3 separate regions of the Homo sapiens genome follow, and regions 1 and 3 are each linked to region 2. The links are chromatin loops, found by intact Hi-C in ENCODE. Cell type or tissue: mammary epithelial cell. All regions are shown on one strand. Each heading gives the region's core, and the rest is flanking DNA. Links, peaks and the distances in the headings are about the cores only. Region 1 overlaps PSME4 (proteasome activator subunit 4). Region 2 has its middle 30 kb from the start of ACYP2. Region 3 overlaps PSME4 (proteasome activator subunit 4).

Evidence for each region. Peaks named below come from ENCODE experiments on the same cell type or tissue, not always from the same donor. Only the 100,000 strongest peaks of a DNase experiment are listed, where the experiment ranks them.
Region 1: a loop joins it to region 2, with 2.8 times the contacts of the local background. A loop is called at or near these places in 1 of 110 quality-filtered maps.
Region 3: a loop joins it to region 2, with 8 times the contacts of the local background. A loop is called at or near these places in 1 of 110 quality-filtered maps.

The regions. Positions count from the first base shown.
Region 1 is chr2:53,859,802-53,870,151 of GRCh38, forward strand. It overlaps PSME4 (proteasome activator subunit 4), which reads right to left. Exons shown (of 47, transcript NM_014614.3): 44 at 9,575-9,737; 45 at 6,946-7,079; 46 at 6,284-6,422; 47 at 4,268-5,772. The coding sequence ends at 6,288. GPR75-ASB3 (GPR75-ASB3 readthrough) reads right to left here and starts at 166. Exons shown (of 10, transcript NM_001164165.2): 1 at 27-166. The coding sequence starts at 127. It overlaps GPR75 (G protein-coupled receptor 75), which reads right to left and starts at 166. Exons shown (of 2, transcript NM_006794.4): 1 at 27-166. In mammary epithelial cell, for the core only: no CTCF peak of the experiment used is centred there; a DNase peak (open chromatin) is centred at 5,660; H3K27ac peaks cover 1,324 bases.
Region 2 is chr2:54,080,863-54,091,212 of GRCh38, forward strand. It overlaps a transcript of ACYP2 not described here. Among named protein-coding and RNA genes, the nearest start is that of ACYP2, 30 kb to the right of the region's middle. RefSeq lists enhancers at 768-1,207, 830-1,124 and a silencer at 2,210-2,504. In mammary epithelial cell, for the core only: a CTCF peak has its summit at 3,953; no DNase peak of the experiment used is centred there; H3K27ac peaks cover 810 bases.
Region 3 is chr2:53,936,744-53,947,093 of GRCh38, forward strand. It overlaps PSME4 (proteasome activator subunit 4), which reads right to left. Exons shown (of 47, transcript NM_014614.3): 4 at 3,213-3,257; 5 at 648-797; 6 at 21-84. Among named protein-coding and RNA genes, the nearest start is that of PSME4, 29 kb to the right of the region's middle. In mammary epithelial cell, for the core only: no CTCF peak of the experiment used is centred there; no DNase peak of the experiment used is centred there.

The sequences.
Region 1 (10,350 bases), core at 3,431-8,430, 220 kb before region 2:
TCCTCCAGGGGCCCGCGGCCTCTCACCTGCCGGGTGGCCGCAGCGCCGCCCCTCCTCCATCTCGCAGTCCGGACCCCAGCTCCGCCTGCCGCTCTGGATGATGCAGGACTAGAGGCATCATCGCCATCGCCACCGCCTCCGCGCATCCCGGGAGCCGCGGCAAGACGCGGGCGCAGAGGCGCAGTCACGGAGACGCCGAGGGCACCGCCCCCTCCGCCGGACACCCGGGCCTGGCGTCCCGCCTGCGCCCCGCACCCTCCGCGCCTCCGTCGCCTGCCTCCTGGGGCCCAGAGCCCGGCCACTCCCGCTGCCCGCCTCACGAGGGGCGCTTGAGCCAGGTTTTTCAGGCTCGCAGTTTTGCTGTTTGGGGAACTCAAGCTCCCTGAAATAGCCAAAACCTGAAACGCAGAGCAAGGTGGAGTGGTAAGGAAGGAAGGGAAAGATAGGGGTACTGATGGCACGCAGGGACCCAGGGAGGTCTTTGCGGGCCTCCCTAGGCTGCTTACCCTGCCCGCAGCCCACCTCCTCCTCGTTCCCCGCGCTTTTAAGACGTCCTAACTAGCTCCTCACTTAGGCTGCGGCTAATATTTTTCCTCATGAATTAAATTGGCGGCGGCTTCCAGTTTGGAACTTTGAGACCTAGAATTTACAAATCAAGTCATTGTAATAGAATTTAAATTAAACCTATTTGAACTTACCTAAGCTCTCTTAAGGTATTAGTGAATTCACTGAGGGAACTCAGCAAGGGGACTAATTGGCAGGAAACATGCAAAGCATAAAGAAACTACCCATGCAAATAAAACGACCAAGCCCAGGAATCATGGATATTGATGTATTACTTAATACTATGTTGAATGTAAAAAATCTTGATAAATCATAGTGCAATGTACAAGCTAATTTTATTAAGCACAAACACAAAACTAAAATTACCATCCTCTCTCATTCTTCTAGAATTCATACATGTCCAAAATAATGAACTCCTAAGATAGGTTTTAGTCTGAACAATCAAGTAACATTCCTAAGTATGTCTGCTATGATGGGTACAAAATAAAACCAGTTAAACTCTTCTCCCTTCAGTATCCCAACCTGGCTAACTAGGATCTTACTACTTTTCTAACCTCAGGGATGCTATTTAGAAACAGAGAATGTTATTTGAATGCCCTTTCCTTCATTCACTCTGGTTACCAGAAAAGCAAAGTTGATTCCGTTCGGATGAAATACTTATACTGGATTCTTCATTTTAGCTAATGGTTTATCTTTTTAAAACAGAACTAGCAAGTATCAAGTAATTTAATTAATGCAATTTCTTCAGTTCCCTGTGCTTTCATAAAAACAAAACAAAACAAAAACAAACGAAAAAACAAAAAGCAAGAAGGCTAGATAACTTATTATTCAGTCCAGGAGTTGAGTATGCCATCAGAATTCTGTTTAGAAATAACTTCAAGAAAGTTTTCCAGTTCCCACATATTCCACTTCCCAACCACTTGCAATAAAGCAGTTCCAGTATATGTTATCAATAATGGTAACCATGAGTCCCAGAAACAATCCACAGAAAAATACTCATTAGCATTTGGAGTGGGAATTCTGATCAAAATTATATACCTCTCTATAATAAATTAGCTACTGCATAAATAAATGCTAGTTCATTTCCAGGCATTTGGCTATATGAATGGAGATTACAATAGGTTTGGGCTGCATTGAGACCATCAGAGTTATACCTACCGGAGAAATGGTCTGAAACTGAAAACAAACAAAAAACCACAAATCATAAAGGATTCTAGAGATCTAGAAGAGGAAATCAGGACTCATCAAAGTTCCAGAACTAGCTAGAACCATTCAACAAGGCTAAAACTAGTATATCTACAAAATCCACAAGTGAGCGAAATTGGAAAAAACATTGGTAGTAGTAAAAAAATGGAAAATCTGCAAATAAATAAGCAGGGCTAATTATAGATCATGAATTGGCTATCAATCTGCCCTGACACTGGCATTCTTCTAATACACTCTTATTATTGCAATGCAAATGGATACATGTGCACTTTGAGGAAAACAGCAAATATGAGAGCTGTTAAAATGTTCTTTAAAACAAAAAAAGCTCCTCATCTAGGCATCTCTCACTCCTTGGAACTGCTCCAACAAAAGAAGAGTTTTAAAGCATAAAGGTATGAAAATGTGCACTGCAGTGTAATCTGTAGTACAGGAAACTGAAAACAACCTTGATGTTCAAAAGGAATACTTAAAACAATTAGGATATACTGAGAAGACGAAGTCTACAAAAACAGTTATGAAGGCCACGTAGAAAAAGTTACTTTTCCTGTGATGATAGCTCATGATTTTTTTATTTTTGTGAGACACGGTCTCATTCTGTCACCTAGGCTGGAGTGCGGTGCCGTGATCTCAGTTCACTGTAACCTCTGCCTCCCACATCAGCCCCCCAAGTAGCTGGGACTACAGGCACGTACCACCACACCCAGCTATTTTTTTCTATTTTTTGTAGAAATAGGGTCTTTCTATGTTGCCCAGGCTGGTCTCAAACTCTTGGGCTCAAGCGATCCTAAAGTGCTGGGATTACAGATGTGAGCCACTGCGCCTGGCCAAAATTAATTTTTTAATAAAACAAAATTGCTCTTTAGTCTTTCTGGCCACACTCCTAATTACCAAAAGTGGCCTGCGGCTTAAAGGGCTTGGTAATGACAAGTATTTCAAATATTTGAAAACAGCTTTATCATATATTTGCACCTAAACTTTCATTTACATTAATAGGTGAGTAAATTTTCCTCCTACATTTTGAAGGACAATCTGCAGTCTTTGCTTTCTAAAGGATCCATTCAGAAACTAAAGATTTATTTGACCTTATAAAAAGATAAATAGGCTTTTTCTTCTCCTCACTTCTCATCCACCCTCAGAGAGTGGCCCATACTGTCTTCCATGCCCAGTCAACAGTGACTTCCAAACACAGGTCAGCCTCTCCCCTCCTCCTCTAGTAAATCTTGTTACCACCCTTAACACAGTTCCTGCTGTCCTCATGCTTTTTAACACACCATATACATGTTAAGAACTATCTTAGACCATACAAGCCATGCAACTCTTTTCTCCACCCCCTTTCTCCTTTTCCCTCCTGGTAGAAAATTTCATTTTTCCTATTGGTAAACAATTAATTCATAGGACAATGTCACTAGGGAAATATCAAAGTAATAAGCGACTTCCAAACCCAGAATCAGAATCACCTGGGAGCATGTTAGGCACTCAGATTAAGGTACCCTCTTTTTAGGTCTGTGGTGGGATTCGTGTGGTTCTCAAACCTGGCTGAACAACTGAATCATCATAGAGCTTCTAATACTGTAATGCCTAAGCACCCCTGCCAGAGAAGTTTTCACTGAGGAACAGAGAGGGCACCCAGTATCTTACATCTTTGTTTAAAGTTCCCATTTAGGAACCATTGCTAAGGCAGTTTCATACAGCTTAACTAAAAAAAGCTGAAGTGGTCAACATACAACATAAAGCCTCACTTCTCAACGTGTGGCCTCAGGACCAGGAATTGATATCATGAAGTGGGAACAATGAATTCCCTGTACATTTAAACAAAATCCCCTCATGATTCTTAGGCACATCAATTTAAGAACCAATCAGTTAGGATCAGGCACGGTGGCTCACACCTGTAATCCTAGCACTTTGGGAGTCCGATGCAGGTGGACTGCCTGAGCTCAGGAGTTTGACCCCAGCCTGGGCAACATGGTGAAACTGTCTCTACTAAAATACAAAAATCAGCCGGGCGTGGTGGTGCATGCCTATAGTCCCAGCTATTCTGGAGGCTAAGGCATGAGCATTCCTCATGGGAACATGGGAGGCAGAGGTTGCAGTAAGCCAAGATTGTGCCATTGCACTCCAGCCTGGATGACAGAGCAAAACTCTGTCTCCCACACCTCCACACAAAAACAATCAATCACCTAGGTCAGTGCTAGGTGAACTTTCTGTGATGATGGAAAAGTTCATCGATATTATTCAGTGTGGTAACCACTAGCCACATGTGGCTCAAGAGTATTTAAAATATGCCGGTGAGACTGAGGGAATACATTTTTTATTTAATTAAATATAAATAGTCAGATATGGCTAGTAGCTACTGTATTGTACAGGGCAGATCCAGATAATTTATACTGGTCAGAGGACATACATTTACAGATACAAATCTATGGCTGCAAAAGGAAATCCACAGGAGTCACTGCCTACAGAACTGTCTTCTCCTCTTAATGAAGACAAAAGCCAGGTGTTAAAAAGAATCCATTTATTGGGTTTTAAACTAGTTACACAACTGAAATCAGTTTGGCACTACTTTATACAGGGATTACGCCTGTGTATGCCGACACTTAAATACTGTACCAGGACCACTGCTGTGCTTAGGTCTGTATTCAGTCATTCAGCATGTAGATACTAAAAATATACTGTAGTGTTCCTTTAAGGAAGACTGTACAGGGTGTGTTGCAAGATGACATTCACCAATTTGTGAATTATTTCAACCCAGAAGATACCTTTCACTCTATAAACTTGTCATAGGCAAACATGTGGTGTTAGCATTGAGAGATGCACACAAAAATGTTACATAAAAGTTCAGACATTCTAATGATAAGTGAACTGAAAAAAAAAAAACCCCACATCTCAGTTTTTGTAACAAGATAAAGAAAATAATTTAAAAACACAAAAAATGGCATTCAGTGGGTACAAAGCCCAAAATCACTATAATAAAGAACTACACGTGAATCTTTACAAATTACACAATGATGTTGTGTAAAAGGTTGCATCTGTACAATGTCTTGCCAATGCTATCTCTACAGTTTATACACTCTTTTACATTTATATAACATATTAAACAAATCAATTAAATATTAAGCCTTATTAGTCTCTCAACGATTCTGCAGGCAAAATAAAAAGGGAGAGAGAATAAAATAAATTAAAAAATTACAAAATTTCCACAAACACAGCAGTCTTCCATTTAGGTGAAGTATAATAATTTTCAGAGGGTCAAAAAATAGTTGTAAAGAATACAGGGAAAAAACAGCCAGTCAGGGTTTTTATTGTTGTTGCTGTTTATTTTTAAAATCACACATTGAATACACACAACAATCAGATTTCTTCACCAAACCCCCAATTTTTTAGCAACTGGCTCTATTCAGCACCAAAAACTCCAGTCTGTGGGAAGTGCACAGACACAGACTTCACTTCTGTGTCTTGGTCGAGCAATCCATCAGGTCATTGGTTAGGTTCAGGACTTGCCCTCTTTTCCTTCCCTCTTCATGGCTCTCCAGACCCAAGGTTCTCAAGGCTTCAGATTTATGGCCCACAGCCCCTATTACCACCTAAATCCAGCAGCCATTTGGGAAGAATTCAAAATAATTTGAGATGAATGAAATGACAGGACCTGTATTACAGATGGGTATTCTCCATTCCAAGTAAACTGTTTCTTAATGAGTTCTGAGACTCTGGTCTTGGATGCCATGATCATACTGGGTAATTATTTCTAGTCTGAGACTTTGTGACTTTGTCAGATGCCTCAAAAAAAAAAAGTGATCAGTATTCTGGAAACACTTCCGGACAAGTTGGGAAATCAAATGGCAACTGAGAAGCTGTGGAATGCAGACTAACGAGATCTAACACAGAAACCACCAAAATGATGAGAGCTCAGCAGAGGCAGTTTTAAAACTTGCAGAGAGCCACCACAGATGGTACCTGAGGGTGTGGAATTTTTGATGAAAAGAGCCTGAAGTGAGGACTAGTCATCTGTATCAGGGAGGAAAAAATTTCAATTAGGTAACAAGACATCCAACTCTAAAAGCCTAATAAATGAAATTTTTATTCTTCCTATTCCAGTAGAAAGGCTTCTGGGTACTCCCTCTTTAACAGAATGGGTGTAAGAATCCAGATCAAGTTCTCACAACTTTTAGAACCCAGAGTCCTCAGGGCCACACAAAATGTCCCAGCCCCACCCAGGAGGCAACCAAGAATAAGATGTATTTTCCTTTATCTAACTATTCCCAGGCTGACACCACTCATCTACAAAGGTCCAAAAGCAGTCACACATTTTCTCTGCTTTAAACCTAAAGCAAGGAGGCACAGCAAAATTCTCATTTCCAATGGCCGTAGCAAAAGCCATGTTTAAAAACAAACAATCCCCGCCATCCAACTTTATCTAAACACTGACATCTAAGAATGTCAGCAAAAAGAAAAAAAACAATAAATATCTAGTTCTCAGTCACCAAACCAATGTAAATTCAGAACTTTGCTGACTTACCTTTCTATGCATAATAGCATGGTGACACAAGAAGATCGGTGAGAACAAGCAGTTGGTCATCAGTGAATTGCTGTTTATGTTCCTGCCAGTTGTCATGGTGAGTCCTTCGGAAATTGGATAAGGTTTTTTTTACAGTCATCTGTAAAGTAGACAACCCACATACGTTTTAACCTCTCTGGACAACCAGGATCATATGTAGGATACTTTTAGTTAAATTACCGTCCCTCTAGACTTCAGATCTCACACAATACCAAGTTCTACAAAACCAAAAAGCCAATGAGAAGGACAAAGTGAATGGTCTTTTGAGTTACTAAAAATGCCATCATAATTTCCTATTTAATATTAGCTTCCAGTAAAATACTTTGCAGTGCTAGAAAAATAGAAACATAAAATTTATCACAACAATATTGACAGTACTTTACTTCCATTGGACTGGGAGGGATAGAAGCTACAATAATTTCCTCACTACCAAAAGATCTCAAATATCCATGGCAGCAAGGTCTCTGTAATTTTTTAATAATTACTGGTGAGCAGACTAAGCCTTGGCAGAGGCAGCAGCTTTATGAAAGCAGTTAGTTCAGAGTGTATAGGAAATTATTATTATGGTTTCTTAGAAAACATCACTGATAATACACGTACAAACTAATAAGGAAGAACTGTACCTCAATAGGCTGAGGATCATTTAGATGTGCACTGAGATTCATGAGGAGCTGGGGCATCCAGGTGGGAACATCGTAAGGACTAGAAAGAACACATGCACCAAGTCCTAGCACCCCAGCATGGCGTTTGACCAACTCTGCAAAGAGAATAGCAACATTTGTGCAAATATATATATGTCTCTAATGCACTTGTTACAGTGAGATAAAATTAGTTTTCAATTGTGTTGTTTTCAATATGTGAATTTCTGCATTTAAAATGAATCTACATGTAAACACATCAAATACTTGATTTTGAGGCTAAACTAAAAATAATTCTGTATTTAAGAATTTGTCAGCTGGGCACAGTGGCTCATACCTGTAATCCCAGCACTTTGGGAGGCCAAGGTAGGAGGATCACTTGAGGCCAGGAATTTGAGACCAGCCAGGGCAATAAAGTGAGAACCTGTCTCTCCAAAAATAATTTTTAAAAATCAGCTGGTGGCCAGGCATGGTGGTTCATGCCTATAATCCCAGCACACTGAGAGACCAGGGCGGGTGGATGACCTGAGGTCAGGAGTTCAAGAACAGCTTGGCCAACGTGGCGAAACCCTGTCTCTGCTAAAAATACAAAAATTAGCTGGGTGTGATGGCATGTGAAGTCACAGATACCCAGAAGCTGAGGCATGAGAATCATTTGACCAGGGAAGCAGAGGCTGCAGTGAGCCAAGATCGCACCACTGTACTCCAGCCTGGGATACAGAGTGAGGCTCCGTCTCAAGGAAAAAAAAAAAAAAAAAAAAGCTAGGCATGGCAGTGCATGCCTGTGGTTCCAGCTAGACAAGAGGCTGAGGCAGGAGGATCGCTTGAGCCTGGGAGGTCAAGGCTGCAGTGAGCCATATTCAAAACCACTGCACTCCAAGGAGGGCGATAGAGGAAGACCTTACCTCAAAAAAAAAAAAAAAAAAAAAGGATTTTTAAAGACTTCCATAGTTGCTTATCAATGACAGCATAATTGTACCTAGGCCAGTACAATCCCTGATTCTAAAACAATCTCCAATCAAAATTAGCGTGGTTTTTTTTTTCTGGATGTGACGCCCCTACCCAGAATACATCAATTCATTAGTAAACACATCATGTATGAAGAATGTCTATTTCTTAAAACAGAGAATTGCAGCATGTCTGTATTCTAAAGAGTCTCTATTCTTTCTGTAGTAGTGTAAGTTAGTTCTGTAGTGGTGTAAGTGGTTTCAAATTCTCAGTTCCTCAATAAAGGTGTGTGTATTCACATGTTTTAAAGCATATTACATTTGTATTTGTGACACATGGAAAATAGGGAGTTGAAGGTAAGGAAAAGAGAATTTGGACTGGTCAAAATTGTGAACAATATCATTTGGTGTAACAAAAGACCTAAAAATACTTTGGTGCTTTATCATTAAAAAAACAGAGTTCTCAGGCCAGGTGCTGTGGCTCACGTCTGTAATCCCAGTATTCTAGAAGGCCCAGGTGGGTGGATCACTTGAGGTCAGGAGTTCAAGACCAGCCTGATCAACATGGTGAAACTCTACTAAAAATACAAAAAATTAGCCAGGTGTAGTAGCGCGCGCCTGCAATCCTAGCTACTCGGCTAACAGGGGCATGAGAATCGCCTGAACCCAGGAGGTGGAGGTTGCAGGGGGCTGAGATCATGCCACTGCACTCCAGCCTGGGTGACAGTGGAAGATCCTGTTTCCAAAAAATATATATTATAAAATATATTTATAATATATATATATATGATATATATTATAAAATATATTTATAATATATATAATATATATTATAAATATATTTATAATATATATAATATATATTATAAAATATATTTATAATATATATATAATATATATACATACATATATATATCCCAAAAAGCAAAGATACTAGAATGTACATTGATATTTTATTGGATTCTGTTACTAGGTAACTTTATGACATAATTAAGACACTAATCAGCAGTAAAAGCTTTATATTTAAGCACTTCCTCTAAATTCAATAAAATTCCTACTTACTATTAATCTTTTTATGTATTTTCTATTATGATTACAGTTAACATGGCAAGATGCATCTTTGTAATCACATTTACATTTCTTTTTAAACATGACATAGTAGTCAGATCTTATTCTCGTGTTTATCTTGTGTCTATATTCAATTAGATTGGAAGCTCCTGCAATGACTCCGCACCCTCTCACCAAAGGACTAATGAAGGACCGAATAATCCCCTCTCCAAATAAAAAACAAGGCTTGCTTTAGTTTTTTCTGTTAGTACATCTACATTTAAGTTCTAAATTCCAAAACAGGTTTTTCAGACCCTCCAAAATAACTAATTCTGAATATCTCTTTTTTATGAAGCTATTCTGGGCGGAGGGTAGACTGAATACAATAGTTGTTAGGTAGCAGTTCTACAGGTTCCTTTCTATCTACCTCAATTTTAGCTTTTCTACATTCCAAGTCCTGCTTTCTATATGCAAAACTCCTCAAAAGTAGGGAAAACTTTTCCCAATACCTAGCATAGACCTGGGCACATACATACAAGTTATTCAATAAATATGAGTAAGCCTGGTTAACCCTCATTAATTCCCAATAGGATACAGGTGTTTCCTACCAGCAATGTTACCTGCAGAAGGAATGGTATCTCCTACAGAACCAGGGTCTCGCTTTCTTTTCTTAGGTAGTTTTGTTTTGCAAAGTTGCTCAAAATGAATCTGCATAGGACTGTCCATGGTAAGAAAGTTACACTGTAGCAGACCGCTTAAGGTAGTAGCAGCCATTTCTCGAACCTGTAGATATAATAATTTCTATTAGGACTGACATTCTAAGTCTGAGGGAATAATGGAGGATAGGGGGTAGTGTGGGAACTGGGGTGAAGACCTTCCCTGAAATTGCATGCAAATTTTGTGTATGCTCTTTGGCAGTTTCTTAATAGAGATTTCAGCAGATTCTCAAAGAGTTTGTGGCCTCATAATGGATAAAAACTACATTAGGGTTATGAGCATAAACTTTTATCTCTTTTAGCAAAATTAAATTTCTCCATAAATTATTTTCCCTACTGATAGCTCTCATCAGGGCTATAACTGTAAAAGCAGTGCCAGAACCTGACATTAAGATCAAGTTTTTCCAGACTCTACATCTCTGAAGGCCACTGCTATAGCTATTTTTGTTAGTAACAAAGACACAGACCAACCTAATTTCTGTAATTGGCATACATCATGGAGACTTACATCCTATGTGATTCTTATGAATTTCACAGGCTGCTGTCAGATCACAAACACAGTTTACAAAAGTACTAAATGAAGCGTGTACACAGTCCATTTCAAATTGGAATGGTAACTCAACTTTTGGGAAAACAAAAAAGCGGTAAAAAGACATTGTTTCACATATAAATCACAAACA
Region 2 (10,350 bases), core at 1,789-6,788:
TGATTTTCTTGCCTCGACCTCCCAAAGTGATAGGATTATAGGGGTTAGCCACCATGCCTGGCTGTTTTGTTTCTATAGCTTAAAAAAACTTTCTTTTGGTTTTGCAGCATTTTGAACAGATTTGTCAAATTTGAGAAAACCTCTATCATGTTTCATATATGGTTTATATGATTTCAGGACATTTCAAATTTTCTTGAGCAAAAATAACCTCAAATACTCTTTGAGTTCATCGTATTTTTATAGTGGCAGACAATGAATTCTGTGATATCCTCATTGAAATCAGTGTTCGAGGAGTCTGCCTACATGTGGACCTCCTCAGTTCTGTTTATAATACTGCTATAGTTTGTGCTCCATGAGTACTGGAATTCTGAAAAACTCTATCTCAAAATATCCCCATCGAAAAAGATAAAAAGCACGGTGTATTTGTAATAATAACGGCAGTATTATCAAGTACAGTCCTGCAGTACATATGACATTTCCATCCACAATGCACCTCTAATAGGATGGCCCGCCTAGAAAACGGTAGCCCCATAAGATTATAATATTGTATTTTTATTGTACCTTCTCTATGTTTAGATATATTTAGATACAGAAATACTACTGGGTTGCAACTGCCTACAGTATTCAGTACCGTCACATACTGTAAAGGTTTGTAGCCCAGGAACAATCAGCTATACCATATAGACCAGGTGTGGAGTAGGCTATACCATCTAGGTTTGTATAAGCACACCCCGTAATGCTTGCCCAGTGATGAAATTGCCTAGTGACACATTTCCAACGTTAAGGCTATTCACAATGTTAACTGATGCATGACTCTACATACCTGATGAGAGAGATTTTTTGTTTTCATTAGGTATCTGCTTTTGCTTTTACATGTCTGATGATCTGGTCGGGTGGGTGGTTCTCCTGTTCTGAGTCAGCTCAGCTGATTTCAGTTTCCCATGTGTGGCCACCTGGAGGGGTGACTGGCCACAGGATGATCTGGGATGGCCTCACCGTCATGACTGGCGGTTGGCTGGCTTATCAGCTGAGCTGAGGTAACAGGGATGATTAGGCCACATGTCTGTCATCTTCCAGGAAGCTCGTATGGGCTTCTTCAGAGGGCAGTCATAATTCTAAAGCCTAAGACACAAGTATTTTTCAAGTCTCAGTTTGCTCCATATATGGTACCACAAGAGATTTACAAACCCCCTGTCCTGCCCCAGCCTGGAGCTGCTCTCCCTGAATCCTAACCCTGATCTGACAGGCATATCACAGTAATTAGGAGAAGGGATGCAATATTAAGGATCTCTAATGATGCAGCTGAATTTTGAAATATCAATCAGTTTTCATTATTCCTCATTTATGTTAGTAAACATAATTTGTACACATATATAGCTCTTTTTTTTTTCTTTTTTTTTTGAGATGAAGTCTCACTCTATCGCCCAGGCTGGAGTGCAGTGGTGTGGTCTCGGCTCACTGCAACCTCTGCCTCGCAGGTTCAAGCGGTTCTCCTGGCTCAGCCTCCTGAATAGCTGGGATTACAGGCGCATACTCCCATGCCCAGCCAATGTTTGTATTTTTAGTAGAGACAAGGTTTCACCATGTTGGCCAGGCTGGTCTGGAACTCCTGGCCTCAGGCAATGTCCCTGCCTCGGCCTCCCAAAGTGCTGAGATTACAGGTGTGAGCCACCACACCCAACCTATAGTTCCTTTATAGTACAAGTACTTCCTTATTAAAATAAGATAACTTTCCTCCAATAATCAATTTTTAAACCATTTCTGCATTGTCATGGTTTCACATGTCTTTAAGCTTATTTTGTATAGTTTGCAACCTAAATCTATGCAACATTTTCTAGTACTGACAAACCTACGGTATTTGAGTTATGGGCTGACATTCATGGTCTTGCAGGCAAAACTCAAGTTCCTAGGTAGGACTGAGAAGTGGTCATGGCCAGGCACAGAGGCTCATGCCTGTAATCCCAACACTTTGGGAGGCTGAGGTGGTGGATCACCTGAGGTCAGGAGTTCGAGACCAGCCTGGCCAAGATGGTGAAACCCTGTCTCTACTAAAAATACAAAAATTAGCTGGGCTTGGTGGTGAGCATCTGTAATCCCAGCTATTTGGGAGGCTGAGGCAGGAGAATCACTTTAACTGGGAGGCAGTGATTGTAGTGAGCCAAGATCATGCCACTGCACTCCAGCCTGGGCCACAGAGTGAGACTCTGTCTCAAAAAAAAAAAGAAAAAAAAAATAGTCACTATTTCTCAGGAAAATTACAGAGGAAACTAGAGACTTGCATGATGTGTTGTCATGGCAACGGCTGCCCATGTCGATTCCCAGCAACAGGATCTGTTATTGAAGCGAGCACAAATGTTAGTCTGCTGCCACCCGCCAGGGGTCAGTTTGCGAATGATGTCTCTCTTGAGGGCTAATCAATACGGCCATTAGCTTCCCAGACAGAGACCACAGCAATGGCAAGCCATGTGAAGCTGACACATTATCTTTATTTCCCATTCTAGTTGAAGCTCTGATGGCAGCACACCAGTCTTCTTTGTTCAATGACATTTTATCTGTGAGCCGTAAAGACTTTACTTCCCACAGCTGACCCAAAATGTTCGATTGGGACAAAACCCAATGGATTGCTACTTTCAAGAGAAATCAAGGTTCTAAGTTTACAGAGAACAGCCATTGTTGGTGTGGTCAGCAGCAAACAGGGTGATGGGAAAGGATAGTGAAACCAGGAGGATTAAAAGAACCAAACACATGTGATGGAGAATGACTCTCTACACAAACATGTTAGGAGAGTCTGGCCTGCTGTCAAGAAGCTCCAGAGTCCTGCTGATAATTACTGTTCCCCCATCCCCCCAAAGGCACAATCTGGACAGAATATGCTCTTACATCCCCCCAGACCCTGGGGCATAAACATCTTTAAAACCCAAACCAAATTCTACATAAAACTGGCCAAATCCCATAAAATTGACCTTGAAAACTGACCCAGGGCAGATCCAGGTTTCAGTTTGGAGTAGTCTGATGCTTGTACAGTTTTGAGCGCTCTCTTTAGAAAGAGAATGCAAGATTACAAATGTAAAATTAAGTACAAAAGTGAATATTTAAACAGAACAAGAAATCACACCAAATTATAAATTTTGAAAAGATGAGAAATGTCCCAAATATCCCCAAATATAAAACAATAATGATTTTTTAAAAGTATAATTTCCAATTTATTTTTTTCCCAGAGTATAACGTTTCTTCCATCTCTAAAGGTTCAGCTCCTTACATGGGCTTTGGTGGAGGTGAAAGGTGACCTGATAAATAAGGTTCTACTACTCCAAAAATAGAATAATGGTTTATATATCAGAATTCTTCAAAGCCTAGAGAAGGTATCCATTTAGGGAATGTCAGTTCAAGGATTAAATGCAAATCTTAGTATTCAGTTTATTTCTTTTTTTCTTTCTTTCTTTCTTTTCTGAGACGGAGTCTCACTCTGTCGTCCAGGCTGGAGTGCAGTGGAGCCATCTTGGCTCACTGCAACCTCTGTCTCCCAGGTTCAAGCTATTCTCATGCCTCAGCTTCCTGAGTAACTGGGACTACAGGAATGCGCCACGCCCGGCTAATTTTTGTATTTTTAGTAGAGACGGGGTTTCACCATATTGGCCAGGTTGGTCTCGAACTCCTGACCTCAAGTGATCCACCTGCCTCCACCTCCCAAAGTGCTGGGATTACAGGCATGAGCCACTGTGCTCAGCCTCAGTTTATTTTTTACTCATAAATAACTCAGATTTGATTTCTTCTTATGGGTTTGCTGGAAGTAAAAATCACATTCACAACCACTGAAGCCAGACATTTGATTACTCTTAACAATTAACAGTATTATTTATTAGGAAAGTAATGCTGTAAGAGTCAGCAAAATGGGGCCTGGCTTCCCGGGGCTTTGTCCTAGTCAGCAACTTGCCTTGCACTGCCCTCTTCCTGCCACCTGTGTCCAGCCTGAGCAAGAAAAGATCTGATGCTCAGGGAATCCCTCATTGGGAAAATTTAAATATGGACCGTATAGTAGATGATAATATTGAAATTAGGTTATCTTTTTATTAGATGTGATGATGGTAATGTGATAATGTAGGTGAATGTTCTTATTTTTAGGTGAGGCGTGGGGAATGTTTCCGGATGGAATATTCTATGTCTTCAACTTACTTTCAAAAAAACAATACAGCAAGTCCTCAAATAAGTCTCTTTGTTCAACGTCGTTTTGTTCAGTGTGAGAAAAATGATGAGAAAAAAAATCATTCCTGGAAATATATTCCTGGTCAGGGCCACTGTCTGTGTAGAGTTGCACGTTCTCCTCACGTCTGTGGGATTTTTCTCCAGGTGATCCAGTTTCCTCCCACGTTCCAAGGCTGTGCACATTTAGTTCACTGGCGGGTCCACGTGGTGGCACTGTGAGTGAGTGGGTGCTTGTGGGGGTGTGAGAGTGCACCCTGCCACGGGACTGCGGACTGTCCGGGGCTGGTTGTCACCTTGTGCCCTGAGCTGCCAGGATGGGCTCTGGCCACCTGTGACATTAAACTGGAGTAAGGGGGCAAATCATTATCTTACTAGTTTTTATTCATCTTTCTTTTTTTTTAAATTCATCTTTCTTAAATGTGTATATAGCTCACATTTATCTCAGTGTCTAATACTATGTGTTTTGGGCTTCAGAAGTTTGGTGATGTTTTTGTGACCAGAAATATGCTGAAGAAACTTAACTCTAGTTTATATCAATTAGCCTGTGGTAAAATTGGCTTTGTTATAAGTTGTTTCTCTGAAAGTTGAAGTTTCCAAGAACTTATTGACAACTTTAAGTGAGGACTTACTGTGTATGGAAAAAGAGATAGAGATGTGAGACAGAGAGAGAGAGGTGGGAGGAGACAGGCAATGTGGCAAAAGTTAAAATTATTTGATCTCAGTGAAGAATATATGGCTGTTAATTATATCATTCTTTCAACTTTTTTGAAGGCTTGAAGTTTTTCAAAATAAAATGTTGGGAAAAATATGTATATATATATATAAAGACTATGTATAGCCTCTGACCTCTGGTGACTCTAAAAGTTTCTTTGAGTCACTTTTTATTTTTATTTTTTTGAGACAGAGTCTCACTCTGTTGCCAGGCTAGAATGCAGTGGCGCAGTCTCGGCTCACTGCAACCTCCACCTTCCAGATTCAAGCAATTCTCCTGACCCAGCCTCCAGAGTAGCTGGGATTACAGGTGTGCACCATCAGGCCTGGCTAATTATTGTTTTTTTTAGTACAGACAGGGTTTCACCATGTTGGCCAGGCTGGTCTCAAACTCTTGACCTCAGGTGATCCACCAGACTCAGCCTCCCAAAGTGCTAGGATTATAGGTGTGAGCTAGAGGGCCCGGCACAGCCACTTTTACATTTTTTGCAGAACTGGAAGGCTAACACTCATAAAGACCTCTGCACTAGACATGTGGTGGTCAGTTATTGATTAGTTCAGGCCTTGTTCCTCTAAAACCTACACAGTGAGGGCAGGCAGGGGAGAGTGAGCTGTGGGGAGGACTTCAGATGGGAGAGGGAGAGCCAAAGGTGGCTGTTCCCTTGGCTCATGAGTCTCACAAGCGGGTGTGGGAAGTGGGTAGTTAAGCATAAAATATTCTCCAAAGAATATAAGGTATTTAGGAGATTAACATATTTCTCTTTTCTATATTTTGCTGCATCATTTATTATCATTTTGGTCTGAGAACCAGGTCTGTTTCCCTCATTTCAAAGAGCAACTTATTACATCAAGGAGCTGGAACTAGCATCCTAGGAGTTTCCAATGGGAAAGACAAATTGTGTGTGTGTGTGCACGCGCGCGCTAGTGCGTGTTTGCTAGGCATTTGAAACAAGCGCAGACTGCTACAGGTTCATAGATGAAGCCAGTGTTTCCTAAACTCTTGTTCCCATTTAAACTGAAGGATTTTTGTGGTCAAATGTTTGGAGACACTGCATATTAAATTATCTTCTTCAGATTCAAAGCACATTTGTAAATTATAATTCTGGGAAGTCCCACAAAAAGGAAACCTGGGTAAATGGTTTAGCACAGGATTTTCCAAACTTACCAGGATACTTATAAAACATTATGCCATAGGATACCCAGATCTACAGGCAACTAGTAGAGCTATTTTAAAATAATTATAGATTAACGTTTTCTACTAAATTCTGACAGTCTATGAGCAATTACTTTCTCAGAAGCAGCCTTTGCACACACTATTGTGTTTAAGGTATGGGTAAGAATAGGCCAGTTAGAGTTTAAGGAACCAATGTAACATGAATAGAAATCATCAATGAAAACAAAGCATTTGAAAATTATAATATTAATCCATGGGAAAGTTTGCATTAGGGAAACACACTTGTACACATGTCCAGACAAATATCTGTTTTAGAAATTAAAGTGTACATTTGTTATTTTTGGATGCTAAATGTTTCTAATCTTCTTGGCATTGACCTGCTAGTTTCATTCACTTTTTTTCTTTTCTTTTTTTTGAGATAGGATTTCACTTTGTCACTCAGGCTGAATTACAGTGGCGCCATCATGGCTCTCTGCAGCCTTGATCTCCCCAGGCTCAAGTGACCCTCCCTCCTTAACCTCCGCAGTAGCTAGGATTATAGACATGTGCCACCATGCCTGGCTAATTTTTTCGTATTTTTTGTAGAGATGGGGTTTCACCACATTGCCCAGACTAGTCTCAAACTTCTGGGCTCAAGCAATCTGTCTGCCTTGGCCTCCCACAGTGCTGGGATTACAGGTGTGAGCCACCTAATTTCATTCTTGAATACACCTCTTTCTGCTATTATCTCCTTCTTCATTATTGCCCCCAACTTTTCCTTAAAAGTATTGCTCAAGACATATGGATGGGTGAATAAGTGGATAAAGGGACGGACAGATGGATGGATAGGTAGCAGGACATTAAAACTGAAGTTTCAACCAAGATACTGAGAAAAAATAGATGTAAGATGCTAGAGACAGATTCCCGAACATGAAATTTACAAAGGAAATTTTTCCAAGACTCTCACACAGATTAAGGATATAAAAAGTGGCAGGGGAAGAAGAGCAGTTAGATTATGCAAAGATGGGAGAACTTTTTGGAGGAGGAGTTCTTCAGAGAAGGTTGTGCTGTGACACAGATCCTACCTCACCAAGTAAGGGGTACTTCCAGTAGATTCTTTGGACAGTTTAATACATGGCCCCTGCAGCTGGGAGTCTTTGTGGACTGGCGTCTAACTCCTCTCTGGAAAGGTGAGAAGAGGAGGGATTAGCAACTCTTCTAGTGGAGCCAAAAGCGTGTTGCTAGGTTAGAATCAGCCTGTATTCCAGAGAGTGTTAGGGCAAAGTAATGTGTTTTCCCCATTCCTCAGAAGAGGCCCAGAGAGAGAAAGCCAGCATGAGGTCATGTTGGATCATGTTCAACAGGACTACTTAGAGGAGTGGAGGGACCTCAGCTTCAAGAAGCAGGAGGCAAGCTGGATTACTGTGAAATGGGTCACAGGCCACTGTCCCTCCTGCTGCAATGAAAGGGGCCCCACAGGGAGTCTCAAAGGAGCCCGTACGTTATTCACCAGAGAGTCAACCTCAGGTGTCTGCCAGGGCCTGCGAGCACAAAGCCTCTTACTCTGCCCTCTCCATCTCCTCAGCGGGGTCAGAGACTAACTGGCAAACTGAGCCTGGGGTGGAGGTGGAGGGAGAGAAGACAACCACACCCCCTTTCTCACGGCAGGCTTCCAGTCTGCCCCAGGGCCAAGCTGCACAGGAAGAAGAATCGCCTCTAAATCAACTTCCGAATTCTGTTCAACATCTTGGACTGGATATTCTAATTATTGAATTGAGACTGTGGCTTAAAGTGACCATAGATTGGCCTATTAATTAAGATTAAGCTGAAAAGTTATGGAGTCTGCCAGAGTTTTCATTTCAGATTGGGGAAAGGTTATTCCCACTTAGTATATCAGAAAGAGTACAGTGAGGACAAGGACAAAGTTGTGTTTTGACCACACACATTCCTATCGGTCACCATAAAACATTCTATTCTATCTGTATTCTGAAGCCCTACAGCCCACAATTGCATGTTCAACAGACAGCTGAAAGACTGTTAGATAAGACTATTAGATAAGAAAGTAAGAAAGATAAGATAGTAGGAAAGATCAATAAAGTGCATTAACAGGACTTCTATGCTAATAGGTTTCAGATATTTCTTGGGAAAACTAGAGCTGCTCTCGAAATGGAGTTGAGAAAGTTTGTTCTATCATTGGATTATTAGCTCCTTACAGCAAAGGACTAGCTCTTATTTATAATTTTACTTCCCAATATTTAGCTTAATTATTAGAGTTCAGAGCTGATACACTAAGCAGTCAATGAACCTTGAATAACAAATACTAATTGAATCAATGTGTTAACTTGCTAACTAAGTATTTATTTTTAATATTAAAAATGTTGGCCAGGCTTAGTGCCTCATGCCTGTGATCCTAGCACTTTGTGAGGCCAAGACAGGAGAGGAGATTGCTTGAGGCCAGAAGTTCAGATATATATATATATATATCTCCTGGCTATTAAGTTTATTACTATTTTTCAACATACAAATTGTATTTTATGGCTGGTGCAGTGGCTCACTCTCGTAATCTCAGCACTTTGGGAGGCTGAGGCAGGAAGATTGAGGAGTTCGAGACCAGCCTGGGCAACATAGTGAGAACTTGTCTCTACAAAACAAATTAAAAAATTAGTTGGGCATGGTGGTGCATGCCTGTAGTCCCAGCTACTCAGGGGGCTGAGGTGAAAGGATCGCCTAAGCCCCAGTGGTCAAGGTTGCAGTGAGCCGTGACTGCACCACTGCACTCCAGCCTGGGCAACAGAGTGAGACGCGGTCCCAAAACCAAACAGCAATTACTTTTGCACCAACCTAATATTTCTTTAACATGTTCATCAAGTCACTTAATAATTCAGCATTTTTCCCACTGAATTAAGGACTTTTTAACTATTAAAAAGTTTGCTCAGCCGGACACGGTGGCTCATACCTGTAATCCTAGCACTTTGGGAGGCCGAGGCAGGCAGATCGCTTGAGGTCAGGAGTTCGAGGCCAGCCTGGCTAAGATGGTGAAACCTCGTCTCTACTAAAAATACCAAAATTAGCAGGGCATGGTGGCGGGCACCTGTAATCCCAGTACTCAGGAGGCTGAGTCAGGTGAATCTCTTAAACCCAGGAGATGCAGGTTACAATGAGCCAAGATCACACCACTGCACTCCAGCCTGAGCGACAGAATGATACTCCGTCTCAAAAAAAAAAAAAAGTTTGCCCATGTGTTCTTCACTGTCTAATAACTTTGATGATGAGAAAATGTTGGGAATCCTCTTCTTGGCATTCAAGCCTATCACATTCTGCTCTCACCCTGCCTTGCCCCTTTATCTCCTGCTTTTCTACTGCATGAACCTCTTTTGCCATGAAACTGGGCTACTTGGCATCCTCAAAAAAGTGTTTTCGGCCAGGTGCAGTGGCTCATGCCTGTAATCCCAGCACTTTGGGAGGCCGAGGTGGGCAGATCACGAGGTAAGGAGTTTGAGACCAGCCTGGCCAATGTTGTGAACCCCCGTTTCTACTAAAAAAATACAAAAATTAGCTGGGCGGGGTGGCGTGCGCCTGGATTCCCAGCTACTCAGGAGGCTGAGGCAGGAGAACTGCTTGAAACCGGGAGGTGGAGTTTGCAGTGAGCCAAGATTGCACCACTGCGCTCCAGTCTGGGCAACAGAGTGAGACTCCGTCTCAAAACAAAACAAAATGAAACGGTGTTTCCTCCCTTCCTGCCTTTGCCAATCCTGCCTAGAGTACTCTAGGATTCTCTTACGCCTGGACCGCTCTTCCTCTTTCTCTTTGCCTTTTGCCCTATTTTCCTTTGCAGCTTATCAAATCCCTCAACTCTGTTCCCCTCCTCTGTATCATTGTCCTGGGCCACTCCATGCACGGGACTTCTTCCTCTGACTCTTGAGATCTGTTAGGCAGCACTTGCATAGACTTGTTCCTGTTTTCCATGTATTTGGATGATTTTACCATCTACATGTTGGTGCTTTGAGGGTAGGAATTCTACACTAGACATCTTTGTTTCCATGATGTTGCCTTGGACACAATGAACGCTGACATAATTGTTGATTGATTTAAAATACATTTTTCTATTTTTAAAATAGGCAGAGAAGAAACTCTACTAATGTTTCTCAACACCTACAAGAGCCTGCCTGTAATGATTAAAAGGACAAAAGGGGTTATTTTATGTCTTAACTCAACATTTCAAAGCAGCTCAAAGGAGTATTTATCAAATGAAAAGAAGCAATCTCTGAATATTGATTTAGTAC
Region 3 (10,350 bases), core at 3,218-8,217, 140 kb before region 2:
AGGGAAAAAGGGATACTTACCCCCTCCCATTGTGGGAGATTTTGCACTGAAACCCAAAGGCCAATTAATTCATCAAACCAAAGTCTAAAGAAGAAAAATGTTGTTATGAATAGCAAGTGATTTTAAAGTGGTTCAATGCCAGCTATGCTTTGTCTTTTTTATAATCTATTATTCTTACTGATAACTACGTTAACTAGAAAAAACAATACTGAAGTTATAAACTTAATAAAACAAAGGGGTATTTCTTGTCTGAATATTCCTTTCCTAATTTATTTAAGAAATATGATCTCACAGATTAAACTTCTGCTTCATTACTAAGTACTGTCCATTCTTATTTAACAATTGTTTTCAATTTTCTACCTCCTTTTCCCTGCCCTTCTCCTTTTATCTGTTTTCCTGTTATTACCCCTTCTGACAATTTTTTCTTTCTCTTAATTTCTTAAAGCCCTCATCTTATTTGGGTGTCATCTCTTTACTTTCAATCTTACAACCGTTTTAGCCTTAACACACTTCAAGTATAATAAACTTGAAGTACAATAATGGCTGAACTTGCAAAATGATTTTTCTAGTTGTTATTGTTTTACTAGTTTCTTTATCTGTATTTCCTACCGTATTTTTAGAATTTGTCAAGATATGAACATACTTACTTAAAACCTTTATGATGAAGTTCTGGAGGAAGGGAGGTAGGAAGAAATATTTCAAAATAAGTGATGGCCTTTTGCATGGTTACATCAAAAGGGCACATTAAAGGTCGCCATTCTTCTAGCATCTCAGCGGTGGCATCTGCTGGAAAATATCTAATAAAAAAAGAAGGTTTTCATGTATCTGATTATTGGCTAAAAGCTCTACAACAGCAATATATATAACTGACCAAAAGGCTGGGGGAGGAGGAGAATATATGTCATAGCATGTAACACAGTCTACAAATGTCCAAACTAACACACATTTTCACAATACTAAAATAAATGCCCCAGTTGGGTGCAGTAGTTCATGCCTGTAATTCCAGAACTTTGGGAAGCTGAGGTCGATGGATCACTTGAGCCCAGGAGTTCAAGATTGGCTTGGGCAAAATGGCAAAACCCAGTCTTTACAAAAAATTTGCCAGACATGATGGCGGCGCACATCTGTAGTCCCAGCTACTCAGAAAGCTGGGGTTGGGGGATCATTAGAGCCCAGGAGATGGAGGTTGCAGTGAGCCAAGACTGCACCATTGCACTCCAGCCTGGGCAACAGAGTGAGACTCCATCTCAAAAAAAAAAAAAAATTCCCCATCATACTTGGGATAAAGTAAATTCTTCTCTTGTCTAAGGGAATTTTTCTAAACACTATGAAGTTGATAAAACTCAGATAAAATACAAGTCACTCAGTTACCTATAAAATTAAACAGAGTTTTTGTCTTACTTCCTTTGTGCTATGTAACAATTAAAAAAAAATCTTGTCAAAAAGAATCCAGTCTAAACAGGAAAAGGATTACCAGTAGACGAGAAAGAGAACATCAGTCCAGCAATCTCTAGGCATGTTGAATAAACCATTTACCTTCCTTGGAACACAGAGTCCTCCCCTATACGAGAAGACTAGATGATCTGGTCTACAGGCTGTGATATTCCATAACTGTATGATATGGACAGGAGTGTCCCTGGACAAAATTAAAATCCAAAGTGTGCATATACACACAAAATGAAGGTAAATAAAGAGGATACATGTAAAACTGCTAAATACACCTTAATGGGCTTTTTTTTTTTTTTTTTAAAGACAAGAGTCTCACTGTGTTTCCTAGGCTGGACCCAAACTCTTAAACTGAAGTGATCCTCCCACCTCAGCCTCCCAAGTAGCTGCTACTACAGGAGAGCACCACCGCACCCAGCCTTAAGAGGTTTAAAATACAAACAGCATATGAAAAATTCTGATTCTTTCCAAATAAGTTGGGAAACTCTTTCAAATAGACTTATAGGCTTGGCCCACACAGCATATTATTAATCCTACTATATCTTCATATACTTGTGTTAATTAAAATCATACTGCAATCTTCTATGTGAAAAATAAAATTATATTTCTAAGAATACTTCTGTTGAGTTCACAAAGCGTTTATGTGTCAGGTCCTTGTGTAACAGGTTGGAATTTTAAAAAAACAAAAACAAACTATGCTCCACCTTCAAAGATCTCACATATCAAGGATCAATTCTCCTTCTTAAGTTTTCTGATTCAATTGTTAACCCTGTAATCCAAAATAAAAACTTGGGAGTTCTATGAATTACCTATGAGCCAGTAAGTATTGAAGTGATAATCAAGTTTCCAGTGAGGAAACACAGGCCAAGAAGGTAACTGCCTCGCATAAAATGACACTGTTCATTGGTGGCTTATGACTCAGGGTGAACCTTAAGTTGCTTGAGAGACAGATATCTCATATTCCGAAAATACATTTGCCCAACATTGAGTAATACAGAAGGTCAGCAATAAATATCCGATTTATTAAATATGTATTTAAGATGAGTATTACAAGCATATAATACATGGCTTTTCACCAAAAAGGAGTCACTGATTCCATATCATCTAAACAGTCTTAGAATAACTTGATAACAACACAAAAAAAGTTCAAGTACGTAAAATTGAGCTTTAATTAATTAAAATTAAAGATAACCAAAAAAATTAAAATTAAATTTTATCCACACTCATCTTTGATCATATGAATATAGGATAATTGGCTGGGAGTGGTGGCTCACACCTATAATCCCAATGCTTTGGGAGGCCAAGGTGGGAGGACTGCTTGAGGCCAGGGGTTCAAGACCAGCCCGGGCAATACAGCAAGGCCCCACTCTCTACAAAAAATATTGAAATAAAAAGAAAAGAATATGGGATATTTAAATATTCTACAGAACATAGTTGAAAAAAGTTATGAACCACCTTCTTGGCATTACTCCTATTTTTTGTCTGAATAACAAATAACAATACTCTAGGAAATGCTTCCAAATAAAGATGATTTTATGTAAAGTATGGTATTCTTACTTTACAATGGATGACTTTAAAATTTCTAAATTTCTAAATGAAATCTGAGAAGTTCAGTTAATGAACTGGAAACGGTATGTTGTGCTCAGTGACTAACATCACAATGTCAGGAACTATTTATACTTTTCATTTCCTTTTCAAACCATACTAAAGATGTGGAAAAGCCCACAGAAACAACAAGAGGCTTTATAAATTGAGAAGCTACTTACGGTCGGCAGCTTTTCACGAGTGTTTTGAGAATATTTTCTACAGAACTGGGGGGGGAAAGCCATTTGATAATTAGATTGGTGTATTTTAAGAACATATCTAATTCAATTAATAAATATCTATAAGATAACCTCACACATTCAGGTATTATTTGTTTACATGTAATAATTGAGCCTTCCCTTTCATACAAACGGAACTGCAAGGATTAACTACCTAAACTCCTTAATCTACTCTTTCCTTTGCCCTCATTTCGCTGTCTCTGGTATGAACTAAAGGGAAAAAAAGGTTACACTGGGAAAAGAACAAATTGTTTTCAGTCTTTACAAGGTAGGCAGCAATGACCACACACCATATTTATCAACACAGTGGCTTAAAACTTCAAATAATTTTTACTAAAATACTTTTACATCAAAACACAAGCAGCAGACAGACCAAAATCTGGGTGTTTCCATCAGAAATTAGCTTTCACAACCAATTGATGAGAGTTCGATAACCCTCCCAGGCACTTTAAGGCCAGCAACAATTATCAAAAAGAACAATAGCATCTCTTTGAGCAGATACTTATAAAGTTAGTCGAGTAACATTAAAAATTATAACTTACTTTACAACATGTAGTTGCCTCAAGTGAATACAGGAGACCAACATAAAAATGTGTGTATGAATTTATAATCCACATTTCTTTTTTAATAAAAAGGCCAATGTGTACTGGTTTAAACACGTGACCAGAATGGAATATTTAAATATTTACTAGATCATAGTCAAGCGGTCAAATGCAAACAAACAATATAAACAATGGAGCACTAGATAATTTTGAGCTGGAATTTTAAAATACGTGTGTGACTACTTACAGTATGATATGTACAAGTAAAAATAAAATTCCCCAAATCTCAAAAAAATTTATATATATATAATATATATTTAAATATATATAATACATATTTAAATATATATAATACATATTTAAATATATATATAATACATATATAAATATATATATACATATATATATATATATATATATATATATATATATATATATATATATATGAAAGGAGTAAGTTTCAGGCAATGTCTCCACCTGACACTTTCTTATTAAGCTTTTTGAAATTCTTAAGTCCAGAAGTCTATCCAACTTCTCTGAAAGTTTAGGAACTAATCTGCAAAGAAATTCCAAGGAATAACAGAGAGCAAACTCATCACAAATAATCAACATATTATATAACCAAGAGAGGAAAACTATAATCTCATTACTTGGAGCAGTAGAAATCCTCTTTAATTTCAAAACTACTCAGAGAAAAATTAACTGAAGAGGCAACTAGATTACAACACATGAGATGACTTCTAAAATAAAAAAGAAACTACATGGCCAAAAGGCCATCAATAAGCACTGTCTCTGATCATGAGAGGGAGGTTCTTCTTTTTCTTATGAAAAGGCTAAGCAATTCAAAAACACAGTTTAGAGAAAATCTAAGTTTGCCCATTAAAAAAAAACAGGGCAAACTTCTATCCAACTACGTTTAAAGCTCCCTGAAGACCACAGCTATGATTTTTATTTCTGGGCACTTCCAAAGTGCTTATAAAAAGGCTATCTGCTCATATATATTTATACTTATCTGTCTATTGATTTGTAATAATAAACATTTTATATCAGAGTAACAAAAAGCACAGATCTTGGGTCTTCTTTTAGTAACAAAGTATAGAATTAACAGCTAAGGTTTAAAGAGTCATCTAGTTTTAAACTAAATTACTCAATTTAAATGAAGATTTTTAAAAGGTAATTCTAAAATTGTAAACTGTTTATCCATGAAAATGAGCATAAGATACATAATTCTATCAGTACTAATGCTTGTGTTCTCATTAATATTACATTTATTTTATTGGTTCTGCGCTACACAGAAAACCTGCTGTTTTCACATACGACCTTGCTATACCAATATACTTTCGCATAATGTCATAAACGATTCTAGAAAGCAAGTCATAAAAGGCTGCAAAGCTACATGTTTTCTTCAGTTCCCTTCACGCTTCAGAAGAATAGGAAGTTAATTATAACACTTGATAGAGTCACTTCACTTATTAGAGGATTAGGGTATGTGGGAATGCAATTTAGTTACTCTAAATAAAGTCAATTTCAACCCCTTCTTAAATATAAGGCCTGTACCATTGGATTTATGATGTTTATCCAGAAAAGGGTACAATCTCTCTAACCTGTGATATCTGTATAGTGACCTTTTGTGATTCTTGTAATCTCTCAAGATGAAGGGAACAATGTTTCTGTTTAAAAATAAAATAAAAGGTTAAGGCTAGATGCTACTAGACTACATTTCACTAATTTTTAGAGGGAGTGAATAATCACTAAATACTTTCCAACTGTTGGAAATGTATAATACTAAAGTGATAACAATTCAAAACACTTGTTTTTTTTTTTAAAATCAAAAGGGATCTACAGAGTAACTAAGCTTTGGATGGGTTTTCTTATACCCTATTTCCTCTTTAAAAAGATACATCAGGTTGAAAAAGAAAGCCACAGTAGTGCATATAATGGTTTACAGTTTGGCCTTAGAGTCAGACAGATCTTAATTTGAGTATCAGTTCTGCTACTTCCTAGTTATATTATAGCTGTTTTCTCATCAATATAAGCAATAATACCTACCTCTCATAAAGCTGTTACAAAAATTAAATGAGATAAGGTATAGAAAGCAGGTATACGGCCCAGAATTAAGGATAATAAATGTTAATTATTATTTCATACTTAGCCATAATAAATTGTATTCTCAATTTCCTTAAGAATTAAACTTTTGTGCTTATTTTGCTCTTACTGCCTCTGAGTAGCTACTAATTTATGATTTAGGAAATCACATCAAAATAGGAAATTCCTCCCCAACTGCCACCCTATTATTAAGGGTAAAAAGAGAGTTCTTGTCCCAGTTCTTAAGCTCTTGTTCCAGTTTCAACCAATGATTCTGTGTGAATTTTCCTCTCTGGACCTCGATTTCCTTATGATGCCATTAACAAAGTAAATGTCAAATACTAACAGATAAGCCTGAGGAAAACCAATAGTCTTCGCCTCCAGTTACTGAGACAGTGAACCATATAAACTTGCAGATTTATGCCTCCTGCCCCCTTGGCTCTACCAGGACAATATTCACTTCTAAACCAGGGAAAAGTATAGCAAATGATATATTCAAGATGAGAGTAAACTAGGCTGCTCATAGCCAGAAGTACTTGCAGCTTCACTTGACAGTTCTTGAACTAAAATTTAACTTCAGAATAATATTTGCTTTTTCATAAATGAACTGGTTTTAACTGTAATGATGGACTATTCTGTATATATCTGCCTTCATCCCTTTATAATTTAATGGTAACTGTTTATACAGTATTTCTTTTTCTTAAACCTGTGCCAGGCACTTCATCTAGAAGTCAGTTATACTTGCCTTCTCTACACCCAAACAAATCCACCGTAAGTTAGTTAGACATTATCCATCTCATATCTTATCTTCAAAATCTAATATTGATTGCTCAGTTAAACTAGTAAGTAGTCATTTTTCATTGCCACTTCACTCAAAATTAGGGCCAAGATAATTTCACCATAAAGAAAGGTATAAATACGCCAGGTGCAGTGGCTCATGCCTGTAATCCCAGCATTTTGGGAAGCCGAGGCGGGTGGATCACGTGAGGTCCAGAGTTCAAGACCAGCCTGGCCAACATGATGAAACCCCATCTCTACTAAAAATACAAAAAATTAGCTGGGTGTGGTGGCGCACACCTGTAATCCCAGCTACTCAGGAGACTGAGGCAGAAGAATCGCTTGAACTCGGGAGGCGGAGGTTGCGGTGAGTCCAGATTGTGCCACTGCACTCCAGCCTGGGCAACAACAGCAAAAAAAACTCCATCTCAAAAAAAAAAAAAAAAAAAAAGGTATAAATAATAAGTATAGCATTTTCCTTGCTGATGCACATTAACATTGACTTTTCATTAAAATTACTTTTAAAAAGTATACTTTTAGGGCAAGGGTTAGGAAATTATAATAATCCTTACCACTCATGTAAAAAGAGCATACATAATTGTTTTAAATGACAATAAGCCTGATCAACTTGAACTAAGTATTTTTTAAAATTGCTTTTAAAAGATCAGTTTTTAAAGAAAGAACACTGTAGCACAGAAACAACTTTTGTGAGAAACACTATCAAAATCATTAATAAAATCTGGTAAATTTTTTTTTTTTGAGATGGGTGTCTGGCTCTGTAGCCCAGGCTGGAGTGCAGTGGGATGATCTTGGCTCATTGCAGCCTCTGCCTCCCAGGTTCCAGTGATTCTCCTGCCTCAGCCTCCTGGGTAGCTGGGATTACAGGCATGCGCCATCACACCAGGCTAATTTTTGTGTTTTTAGTAGAGATGGGGGTTTCACCATGTTGGCCAGGCTGGTCTCAAACTCCCGACCTCAGATGATCCATCTACCTCAGCTTCCCAAAGTGCTAGGATTACAGGTGTGGGCTACCATGCCCAGCCGAATTTTGTTAAAATTTTAAATTTCCAAATAAAAGAATATTTTTTAAATAAATAGGATGTTCTCCAAATACTACATTAAAAAATAATTGTAAATATCATATTAATAATCGTGGTTTACAACCATAAAATCTTTTAAATTTCAACAAGTTTTAGGAGAAATTTTTCTCACCATTTGATTATCATATTAAATTTTGTAATTACATATCATCCATGAGCTGCTGGTAGTAATTTAAACTCCTAAGCATGGCCACATGTGCCAAGAAACCCCAAACAGAGGTCTGGAAAATGTCATTTCCATGTGGTGAGTGTGGGGAGCTGAGGACAAAGGATTTAACTGTATCTTAAAGAGCACCAATTCAAATAGCTCTTTAATAAATCAATAGAGAAACAAATGCCATAAACAAATACCAGAAAAATAAAATATCAAATTGGTTCTCCAGAGGCAGATTAATATGAAAAAAATGAAAATATAATACTATATGATACCCTTAGAACAATACATGTAAAAGAGAATAGATACTTTTAAAAATAAATTTTAAAAAGTAGTAAACAAGTTATGTAGGCCCAAGCTACTCATGATGCAAATATGAAAACCTTTACTACCACCCACAAAAACCAAATTAGTGGTAATACTAAATAAACAAATTTATACACATAGCAACTGAAATATGAATTGTTTGTGCCCATTTGTAAAAGCATACCTATGCATAATTCTCCCATATTTTGTTAGTAGCAACACCATTAGTATGTTGCCTATACTATAACTTGCAATATGCTACTCAAAGTAAGTGTATGGGACATTGTTTTATAAAATAAAACCATGTCCATAAGATTCAAAAGCTTCATTTATAAAGTAAATAATAATTCTTATATCGCTAACAATTAGTTCACACTCATCTCCTTTCCAATTTTACTTCTTCTATTGAATAAAAAACACTACCAATTCTTTCTCCAGTAGAAAGTAGACTGAGATGAGGATAAAGAGACTAAAAAGGGTCTTTTGTCCTAGAGGCAAAAAGACAGACAGAAAGCTAGAAGGAGGAAGGAAGAGAAGAAAAGAGGGAAACAAGGATAGGAAAGGGGATGAAGAGAGGATGGGAAAGGTAAAGAGGAAGGGAAGAGAGGAAAGTTGATAATCTTTGCTTCAAACAATAGAACTAGCTTTTAAAATCATGTTGAAACACATGCCGCTCTAAGCAGTGATTTCAATAAGGACTAAAACATAAGGCACATGAGTTTAAAATTTGAAAGACAGTTAACAAATTAAGCAATCTTTCACTTTTGATTATAAAAATAGCATTCTAAAAATAGTATGAACACATGTAGTCAGCTGACAAAACTGTTTCAAAATGTGGCAGAATATATCTAAGAAGAAAAAACTCAAAATTGTCACAGTGTAGGTAATGAGTATAGGTAGGTTATATGATTTATAAATTTTATTTTAGAATAATTACAATTACAAAATGAAATGCTGAGTCTGTTAAGAGTTGAGAGTCAGTGCTGTGTTTCAGTCACAACGTCTCTTCAAAAGATCAAGAACAGCCATGGTAAAACTTTTAAGGACAAGGATGATGTGACACTTTAGGAAGAGACATGGTAAACATAATCAATAAGCACTGACTGACCAATACTAATAGAAAATTTCCAGACAAACAGCTCTTATCACTGAAGAGGAAAGCCATAGATACTTATTAATGACCACAAAGGACTTTAAAAGCAGCATGTGCCTTTGCAAAGGTAGACCCTTAAGGCAGGAAAGTAGGACGCTTGGTTATGAAGCAGCAAGAAGGCATACTGAAGAACAGGGTATCACTGAAGAAACCGCCTTACCTCCTCCTTTCATTTACAAAATACTTTCAGAAGCAGCCAAAATTATCAGCAAGAAACATCTCAGAAGGATAACTGATCTGAACACAGTTCAAAGGTCCCTGAGATCTATGAAATAGTGAAGCCTGTCTATGGCCATACCACCCTGAATGTGCCCAATCTCATCTGAAATGGTGAAGCCAGTAAGAAATTCCCTGACCTCTTATTTAAAGAAGACTCAGTCAAACCAGTATAGGTCATGGTCCCTGTGGCAAAAATAACACCCAAAAGGAATATTTACAATCAAAGCTTTTGTATTCAATTTTGAGTTTTCTTAAAAAATACTGGGGCCAGGTGTAGTGGCCCATGCCTGTAATCCCAGCACTTTGGGAGGCCAAGGCGGGAGGATCACTTGAGCCCAGGAGTTCAAGACCAGGCTGGGCAACACAGTGAGACCCTGTGTAGAGACCCTGTCTCTACAAATAAAAAATTTTAAAAATTAGCCAGGCATGGTGGCACACGCCTGTGGTCCCACCTTCTCAGGAGGCTGAGGCGGGAAGACTGCTTGAGCCCAGGAGGTCAAGGCTGTGGTGATGCAAGATCTTGCCACTGCACTCCAGCCTAGGCAACAGAGCAACCCTGAAAAAGGAAGGAAGGAAGGAAGGAAGGGAGAGAGGAAGGGAGGGAGGGAGGAAAACCTAACAAATATTGGTAAAAGCATACTTGCACAATGCACTATTCTATTTCGTGATAAAATTTGCTATTTTTATGGTTGAAATGAGTTTCCTTGTTTTAACACATGAAACTTTCAAGAAATAAATGACTTCT